Regions from separate parts of the Mus musculus genome. Here region 1 is linked to region 2. The links are chromatin loops, found by intact Hi-C in ENCODE. Cell type or tissue: heart. All regions are shown on one strand.

Region 1 (5,000 bases), 1.3 Mb before region 2:
TACTGAATTATAAGTGTGTCTATTAGAAGAATGTGAACATTAATAAAAGTAAAATAATATCCATCATAAGTGTAAATCAATTCCACCAGTATAAAATCAATATTCATCTACCACAGAAACATTCTGTAATCCTTTACCTTTAATTGAGAAATAAGAGTATAAATTCTTTTCCTTTACTCCTGAAATAAGAACTATTAGTCTTACTCATCCGAGACAGCTTACTTTAGAAATCAGAAGCTAGGATCAAAAACTATTTATTAAAAGTAGTGAGTAATCATACATATATTTATATATTCAGCAATATGTCTAAATATATCTTTCTTAAAATAGCACTGCACATTAAAAAACCAAATTGGAAAGGAATACTGGTTGACTGCTAAGAAACCATGAAACAAGCTTGTCTCTGGCCTTAAGGAAAAGAAGTGTTTACAAAGTTTAACAAGGTATCTAAAATAGTAAATGAGCCTTTCTTACACGTAACAGGCATACTTTTACACAGGGAAACTAGGAATTAACTTTTCTAGGAGACAATACAATAGGAGTTTTGCCTTTCTAAGTCAAATGTAAGAAAAAGAGCCATTTTGCATACTATATTCAGCTTCTTGAGGCTTTTTGTTGGTTTCTTTGCTGGGTTGTTTTGGAGACATGGGCTTTCCATGTAGCCCAGGCTGGCCTTGAACTCAGGATCTTCTTACTTCTGCCTCCCACCCTTTAAAAACCATTTATGGTCTCCTTTAGGATAGTAAAGAGCAGAGCAGTCATACGCTTAGAGACAGAAGAAGGTCTCCAAATGGAAGGCACATCTTAACGCTAACAAAGCAAAGGATTAACAGTGTGATGTGTCAATAATCCTCCAGCTGGCTTAAAATTTCAAATCCACAGACAGTAGAATGCAAGGAATAGGAATTGTCTGAATTCCATTGACAATCTCTGTGGGAACTGCCAACAGAAAACCAGTTAGCTTTTCTGGGTTTCAGGTTTTCTTTCTTCTCCTGGAGATACAGCAAGATGTGTAAAGGCAAGGAGAGAAACAAATCAGACAAGAGTTGAGTTCCAGAAGTCAAGTCATCATTACAAAGAGAACAATAGTGACGGCATTGTTCCACCACAAACAGCACGGTGGCCACACCTGACATCAGGCCTCTCACTTTACAAGCAATGCTTATCTGCTCACCTCCTGCGCTTGCCTTACAGGGAGCTGTTTCATGCTCATGGGAAGATGTCATGCTTATCTTACACCAAGGTCTCCACGGAGAGGAAGACAACTAAGTTAGAGACTTATTTAGTACTGGCTCGATGAAGCAGAGCCAAGTGGATTAAGCAAGCAGTCTACGAAGTTCAACAACAGAACCAAGTTAAGAAGACAGAGTTCCGTATTCTTAGTCCGACATGGACTTGCTCCTCATTGACTGCTAGAGCTATACATGGCTATGCAGAATCTTTCACCTAGAACCCTGCAGACGAGTCAAGAGGGGAAAACGCAGGAACCGGATGACAGGCATTGCTTAATCTGATCTATGTCGAAAAATGCAACGTGACATGGCAGTAATGTTAAGAGCACGGTGAGAGCGCAGTTCTTGGCGAGCACTCTTCCCAGAGTTCCAGCTCAGTCACCACACACCGGGATGAACCGGCATCCAGCTCTAACTGTGTTAAGGTGAAAGTACTAGTATTTGTCACACAATTCATGCATTAAAAAAAATGCTGCTGAGGATCAAATGATAGCAGTCTGCAAAGAAACAAAAAGCAAATATAACTGATATAGATGAATACATGTCGTATGTATAGCTGTATAAATATAAAATATTTACATATTTTCCTCAGCAGATAAATTAGGATGAACATTAAACACTACAGCATTTTATTTTACTCCAAGTGTGGATAAGTACCTTACTCTATGCTCATGTAAAGAGAATACTAAACTGCTAGGACCCACCAATAAATGTCTTATAAAGGAGCTCTGAACGCCTTGGGGAAAATGATAAAAGGGACATTGGAACTAAGTGATGGTTAAGGCCATCAAGACACTAAGATTATGACTTCCAAAAGGAACGGCACAGACTGCCCCAGCTTGCAGAGGGGACGACAGGGCAAGTACACAGGAACCTTTACAGAGAATGGACGATTAATACCTTAGTGACATAAATGACTGAGAAAGATGTTTCCAGTCTGACACTAGGTGGTGCCCTCTGGCCCAGACAACCCGTTTTCTATTTCTTGGTAAGGAGGCAAAGAAAGAAAACAGAGCAGAAGAGAGAAGCACTTGGGGGTGAACAAAAAGAACGCCTGGATTTCTAAGTGAGTGGGGATGCCGTGGCCAACTGCAGACCCAGTCACAGGTAGACATGCATCAGCAACAGTGAGAGCTTCCTGGCTCTTAGAACAGACACCAGGGGTCAGAAGAAGGTGGTTCACACCGAGTCCACACAGGAAAACCACTGGCTGGTACTTCTGAAATGTTCCTGGGATGCCTGCCTAGATCCCTAATGCCATCTACCAAAGCGGGAGTAACCACTATCTTTTCCCTCATACAAGACTGATGGAAACAAGGAGGGCCACCCCAATAGCCACGGCTTCATGCCGGCTCCCTAGTAAGGACTTTCTGCCACTGCAGGTTGAAAATCCAGGTTTAAACCTGTTAAGTATATGATGCTCAGTGCACTGCCTCTGTGATGAATGAGTGTGTGCTATGATGTTAAATTTATACAAGTCCAAGTATCCAGCTCAGCCCAGGGGTGCTCACTACTTCAAAAGTTCAAGGTCTGTGTTAGTACCAGGGAAGAATAAATGCACTTCACTTCAGAAGTTCAAGGTCTGTGTTCACCAAAGGCTCTGCACAGCTTCATTGTCTTTCTTCATGCAAACAACATAAAGGCTTTCCTGAAGCTTGAAAAGATTTCAAAGAAACCGTAGTGAAACCTGGTCGCATCTATTTGCTTGCCCTAGTCAAGTCTAAGTGAACAAGCGGCTGAGAGATTGAAGACTTTGGTTTACTTAGGTATTGCCAATTTAGAAAGCAAACATTCCTGCAAGCAAGTGTTTAACTGACAACTAAACCAAATAGAAAATAAAGGGGGAAAAAAAAAACCAAACAAACAAGGCACACAGCTGGTGCCTGAGTTTTCAAAGATATGGAGACTGATGCAAAACTCTATGTCCAATTCTGAGAATTAGCAAGTCTATCAGGATCTATCCACCAGTCTTACAGACTTTTAGGACTCCTATAATTTCAATACCCATAGTGAATGGAGTCAACCTTATAACTTGAACGAGTATTTATATAAGCTGCAGGACCTTATTCCACTGCATTAGCTCAGAATAAGTTGGAAGAAATGTCATCAAGTTGCTGTCCAAGATCTTGGATCTACGATGCAAGAATTAAAATGCAATCACTATTATACCCAATGAAACGGCCAAGCCAAAACTTTCCCTTTTGCTTCCGGGCTTAATAGAACGCTTCAGTGTAAATACCAAAGCTGTTAAAAGTTCTTAATAAGATCCTTGAACACAGGGGATTGTAATATTTTAACAGTATGCTTCAGAGCTTATGGACAGTAGGGCTTAAAAGTGGTACGTATTTTCTTGTGTGACAAACTGTTTCTTCTGGCTTAAGTTTTAGTTTAGGAAAACTCCACATGTAACATTTTAAGGGGTGCCGCACATTTCTGTTTGAGAGAAAACTGCTGAACTTCACGGTCACGACCACACTGTCAGCTGAGTCTACGAAAAATGGATTCGGCGGGCAAGTTAACAGGTTTCCGAGACTCAACTTCGCATAAAACCATAGGGGGAAGAGTCACCTCGGCATTGACATCGCCTAGAAAGCCCTGCGTTTCCCATTTTTGACCTCCTTCGGATGTGGGAGATGCCTGTCACTGTTGAGGCCGGTCGCGAACTCTCGGGGACCGGGGACCGACGATCTCCCGGGCGCACCTGGCTCGGGGATGGCTGCGGGAACGTCGGGCCGCGCGCACTAGCCGCCGGGGTAGCTGTCACCGGCCGTGGGGACATGGGAGCCACCGGAGCCGCGGCCGCTCCGCGCGCAGAGGGAAGGCGCTGGCGTCCCCGCCACCACAGCCCGGTCGGCCCCTCGGTAGCCCGCCGCGGCCTAGTGCCGCCCGCCCGCCCGCTCGCTCGCTCGCCTCACCTGCGCGGCCGCGGCGCTTCTCCCGCCGCCGGTCGCTCTCGTAGAAGCCCAGCGTCTCGGTGTGTTGGGGCGCGGGCCCATGGCCGCCACCACCCGGCTGCTCCGCCTCGCCGCGGCCGGTCCGCTCGGGGCCGTCCGCGCCGCCACCGCCGCCTTCTCCCGGGGCGGCCGCGTCGCAGACGCCCGCCATGTTCCGAGAGCCACACACTGTCCCCGCCACCTCCCTCCAGCCGCCCGCCCGGCCTCCGCCTCCCGCCGGCCCCCTCGCCGCCTCGCCCCGCCCCTCGCCCGGGCAGCCGCCATCCGTAGCCCGCCGGCCGGCGCGCGCCATTGGCGTCAGCGGCGCGTGGGAGGCCGCGGTGGCCGCCGCCACGGCCGCCGCCATCTTCTTCCTGCCGTCGCCGTGGCGCGCGGCGGGCTCTGCGGACCGGGGCGCCGCGCCGGGCTCCATGCCGCCGGGTCGCGCGGTGGGGGACGGTGGGCGGCAGCGGGGCTCGGCGTGGTTGTCCGCGCGGCCGGAGCCCCTTGTGCCCGTGCGGTGGCCGGAGTGCGCCGGCGCGACCCGCCTGGCCTTGGCTGCACGGCGACTGGGGCCGGGCTCCAGCTCTGTGGCTCCCGCCGGCGCCGACCCGGTGGCTCTGCTGTCTTGGCTGCATCTCTCCTGCATATTTATGATCGTCTGTCACATTCCCTGTCCGTGGACAGTGTCCAAAGCCTAGCTCGGGGGAGCGTGCCAACAGGTGGGGGACTCGGCCCGACGGGCAAAGTGCTCGATGCGCCTAAAGCGCCGGGGACATTCTGGGTTGCCTTTCGGGAATAGGGTTATGTGACTGCGGGTGGCAGCCAAGGCGGC
Region 2 (5,000 bases):
GTAGAGTGGCCATTGGCCACTCAAAAAACCAAAAACTCACAAGGCTGGTTGGCATTATCTCCTACAGTTACACCCAGCTTCTTTCCCTGCTCTCCTGATTCTGCCTGTATCCACCTTTGCAACTCTAAGTGCTCCCTCCATCCTCAGTCATTGGTCACAACTCTAAGTGCACCACACCACACACCCCCCCTCCCCCGTCCTCAGTCATTGGTTGCCAGTGTCTTTATTGATGGATCAAGAACCAATTGAGGAACAGGACCTTAGCATCAGAACCAATACTTACATCAGGGGACCAGACCTAACTTTCTATTTCCCAGAATTAGGCAAGTCAGCTACTAGAACAACTGTAGGCTTATGTATGCACATCAACATAGGAAAGCCAAGTGGTTTTATGAGGATAGAAATAATAACAGCTAACAACTCTCATAGGGCAACCTGTTAGTTTAGCCAACAGTTTTGCATCTGTTGAGGCTGCAGATGGCCGTAAAAATAACTTTTATTCACCTGGTGGAACTGTTGTCTCAAAGACTTACTGCCTCTGCTAACCTAGGCCTAGTCCTGGAAGCTTCTAGCCTCCATACAGTCTTACCTAGGCCTTGAGTGTTTTTAGCCTCCGAGACTTGCTGCTGTATGGGGTCACCATTTCTAGCTCTTTCTAAGTTCTGTTGGCTGGTTCAACTCAGCTGTTCTGGCTCAAACTCATCTCTAGGCTGACTGATTCATTCAGGTTTCCTTCTCTCAGCCTCTCCCGAATTGTTCTGCTTTGCCTAATACTAACTCTAGGAATCTGTTCAATTCTTCTGGTTCCTTCTCATTCTCTGGCTCATTGTGTATTTACCTGTGTCTATCTAGCTTGTTCTCTCTTCAACCTGTGTAAAACTCTCCTGGTAAACTGCCTCTCTCCCCCCTCCCTCTCCCCCTCCCCTCTCCCTCTCCCCCCCTCCCTGCACTGCTCTCTTAAGTAGCTTCCCTTTTCCTCTTCTCATCCTATTCTGTCAAAATCTTTCTCTGATTCATTTATTTGTCTCAATTAGACATCACTTACAAACTAACTTTACCTTCATTATTTAGGATTAAAGGTGTGTCCAAAGGGCATGTCTGTATTCCAGCCAGAGGGATTAAAGGTGTGTGCTAAGGCTGAGCCACACAACAACTAGAAACACAGCCTCACTGTTCACAATGTGATCAAATATCCTGCAACAGATGACTGTTCTGAAGAAATCTCTACATGGTCCTTTCTTTTGTCACAACGTTGCAAGATAATGCCAGAATGAATGTGAACAGTTCTGATGGTATCCACCTCACACATACATAGACCCAGCACCTCCTCATCTGTGCTCAGAGCATGGTTGAGACAAGTTAGTTAAGTGTCAGACTCAAGAAACTGCTGCCATGGGCCCACTGCAGCCTGGGCCAATCCAGTGCTGAGATGCAGCCTTCCCAGCCCGAGCTCAGCCATCTGCTCAAGCCTCTGCGCTTATTTTTCAGTCAACAAGTGTTTCTCTATATTTGCTAGACAGAGTTCTGGATGTTGGGCATATAGATAACTAAAACCTGACTAACCCCGCAAAGTATTTCTTTAGGTTTTTTTTTCTAGAAAGGTCTTCCATTTAAATTTTCATTCCAAATGAGATCTCTTTAGAGAGGCCCTCCACATCAAAGAGCACTTAGCTGTCCACTCCCAAGCATTTTCCCTCAGTACTTATCTCTACAAATAATGCTGTATGTATTTATGAGGTTTTTCTTCCTATTTGGGGTATTTACTACTATGTCTAGATTATTAAACATGCCTATCTGGAAACTAGAAGGACTCAGTTAAGTTGAAGGGACACTAGTCCACTTGAGCATGGCTCTGGCAATCCTTGTTCGGCTCCTCCATTTCCTCTGCTTTACTAAGAACTGTTAGATTGTGTTCCTAAAGCTAGCCACCGAGGTTTGTTCACTTATTTGGCCACTTCCTGAGGCTGACTACCAAGGTGAAGATATCATCGTATTGAAGTCCAGCAATGAAAAGTCCCCGTTGGCTCACCTAATTAACTTGTCCAACTAAAATTGAACACATCATTCTAACACAGGGGTTCCCTTTATACCATTATAAATGTCCATTTTACTATGTGCCGCATCTGTCTCCTCTCTATCTAGAGGCAGTCTTTTATCCTCCAGTGACAAATACCACTCCCCATCCTTCTCTTCTCCTTCATCCTGTCTCCTGTCACTTATTCCCTACCCTCTGTCTAGGGCAAGGAAATCTTTCGGCGAAAACTTGGTCAGCTGATAATTTTTCTTTTTTTTTTAAGTGTTGTAAAATTAAACAACAACGACGACAACAAGGCTATTTGGCTTCTGAATTAGTGAACAGGCAAACATTAAAGCCGTTATGAAAACAGATGCAGTCACTTTCCCTCCGGTGTTATCATATACGATTAGAAAAGTGCCAGGAACACTGGTATCCTTCAGGATGTCACCTCACGCCAGAATTTAGAGGGAACTTGTGTTGTTCCAGCCAGAACAAGTGACTAGATTGGCATTTGGTACATCTCAAGCCCTTAATCACCCTAGAATGAACTGATGACTCATTTTTCTAAAGGAGCGCAGAAAAGACTCGGCTAAGGTCTTTAGGGACAGCCCAAGGGCTTGGCTGGAGGCAGGGAGGCCAGCGCCCTTGTTCGGTCTCTGCAAGTGACTGGTTTAAACCAGTCCCAGCATTTAGTATTTAGGTCAAAAAAGAGTAAACCCAGGTCGGCTATAAATTGGGCAGACCGCACAGAAACAAGGATGATGGTAAATCCTTTCTCCGGGCGAATAGGCGAACTGCCCGTCATGTGACCAGGCCTGCCACGTGATCAGGCTGCCCGCGCCTGCGCACACAGGCCCGGTGTCGTTTCCGCCCGCCGTTGCAGACATGGCGGCGTCCCTGGGAGGGATGTTCACTGGGCAGCCTCCAGGTCCCCCGCCGCCGCCGCCCGGGCTCCCAGGCCAGGCGTCGCTTCTGCAAGCAGCCCCTGGGGCCCCGAGACCATCTAACAGCACTTTGGTGGACGAGTTGGAGTCATCCTTCGAGGTAAGCCGAGATGTGGGCGTCTCTGTGCAGCCCTCACAGGCGTGCGGAAGGCGCGCAGGTTAACTCCTTTCTCGGTCCCGGCGTTTAGTAGAGGCGGGGCACCGGAGAATGGAAGTCGCCTGCCGTAGATTGGGTACTACCTGTGGCCGGTCGTCTCAGGTCTGCCCCCGCAACCGCGACATTTCTGGAGACCGTGGCCTTGAAGTTCGCCCAACTCCCATCCACCTCGGGGCTCGTTGGATCCCCTGCGGGTCTAGTAGGATCTGGTCTTCCCTGGAGCGGGCCCACTCGGCTGAGGTCCTCTGAGTTTCCAGGTCACATACTGGACGCTTTTCCTGTTTTTCTCTAGTGTTCTGTGTAGACCTTCCAATGGCCCCTGGCACCTGCCTACCTGTTAGCTTGTTTGGGTGCCATCCCTTGACTTCTCTGGCTTTCGCTTTCTATTCATTTGGTAAATGCTCTTTGTTGGCATAAGTTGAGTTCTCACTGTGGGAGGAAACCTTAGTAGAACGCTTGGGTCCATCCACTCTTGGATGCAGGGATGGAACTCAGGTGTGGTGGCAAACATCTTTACCGGATTAGCCATCGCACCAGTCCTAAAATACTGGGCTTTTAATAGAAGGGCACGCGTTGTTTTTAACCTCCGTAAGACTGACTGTCCATAAAGGTCCATGCTTTAAATGTTTTTCAAAGGATGGGGGGGGGGGGTGGGCTGGGAGGTGCAGCAGGAACTAAAGTTTCTGAAGTTAGTTTTTGTCTTTTTGTTTTGTTTTGTTTTGTTTTGAGACAAGTTCTCAGCGTAGCCCTGGCTGTTTTGGAACAAGCGCTGTAGACCAGGCTGACTTTGGACACACAACTGTCTCTGCCTCCCTAGTGCTGGGATTGAACAAGTGCAGCACCACTGCCTGGCTTGCAGTTAGGTTTGGTTTTTTTTTTTTTTTTAAGTCTGCATGGCCTACTGCCGTTGGTGAAGCCCCCCCCCCCCCCGCCCCCAAGCTTTGTGGGCCATAGGTTTTCTGAAATCTGCACATCATGCTCACGCCCCAAAAGTCCAACAAGACTTAACTTTTACCGTACACAGAATAGGCAGTCTGGTTGGTCGAGCTGTTACAGGAGTGGGAAATCCTTTGACTGTTTCCATCCATCAGATCTGGAGCTAGCCAGGAGGATTCATTGCTTCTGAGAGGAACTTTGGGTGTAGTTTTGACTTGTGTTCGGAACCTAAATTTGGTTCTGTGTCTTTGTGGTTTTTTTTTCGGTGCTTGCTCAAGGCTGTCGGGGTCTGTTCTCAGACTGTGTTCCTCTGTCAGCTGCTGTCATGCTTGTCTGTCTGAGGGCTGCTTGTGCCCCTGTGGCGCACTCACATGTACAGCTCGGTTGGCACCCTTTCAAAACTCCCTCTTTGGGATTTGGTTATCCGCATGACACCACTTATTATACAGACACCTGTTACTTATGAAATGCCAAATGGTATCCCAAGTACTTAGACTATAGTGCTGAATCACACAGGCAGAGCTGTTGGTAGAAATAACAGTGGCTGAAGAGTGGATAGTAACATCAGTTACTTTTCTGAAAAGCTTGCCAAGCTCCACTGTAGAGCATGAAAGAAAGAGTAGACAGATGACATCTTGACATAGTAATATATACAGTTCATGTAAGGGTCAGCCAGAGTGGCGTGGCCGTGGTGGGGTTGAAAGGTATTCCAGGTGTGGAATAAGACAGTGAGGAAGAGGCAGGTGGCAGGAATAAGACCGTGTGATGAGGCCAGCAGATACCAGTGTCTCAGGTGCCAGACCAGCTGGGATTGGCTTTACCTGGTGTCTACATTGGCCTGATATCTTCTCAAGTACAGGTGCAAAGTGTCCACTTATTATTGAGTGGCCTCAGGAGAAGCCCTTTCTTTTCCTAATAGCTGCTGTGTATATAACATTTTTATGTT

The links. A loop is a pair of places that touch in the nucleus more often than their neighbours do. Peaks named below come from ENCODE experiments on the same cell type or tissue, not always from the same donor. Only the 100,000 strongest peaks of a DNase experiment are listed, where the experiment ranks them.
Region 1: it touches region 2 in a loop (3-fold over the local background); 3 of 42 quality-filtered maps call a loop at or near these places.

What each region holds. Positions count from the first base shown.
Region 1 is chr5:44,222,267-44,227,266 of GRCm38, forward strand. Tapt1 (transmembrane anterior posterior transformation 1) reads right to left here and starts at 4,340. Exons shown (of 14, transcript NM_173764.3): 1 at 4,148-4,340. The coding sequence starts at 4,337. In heart, a CTCF peak has its summit at 2,189 (motif pointing right); a DNase peak (open chromatin) is centred at 4,435; H3K4me3 peaks cover 1,925 bases; H3K27ac peaks cover 1,870 bases.
Region 2 is chr5:45,517,424-45,522,423 of GRCm38, forward strand. Med28 (mediator complex subunit 28) reads left to right here and starts at 2,806. Exons shown (of 4, transcript NM_025895.4): 1 at 2,806-3,061. The coding sequence starts at 2,903. In heart, no CTCF peak of the experiment used is centred here; a DNase peak (open chromatin) is centred at 2,848; H3K4me3 peaks cover 1,733 bases; H3K27ac peaks cover 1,257 bases.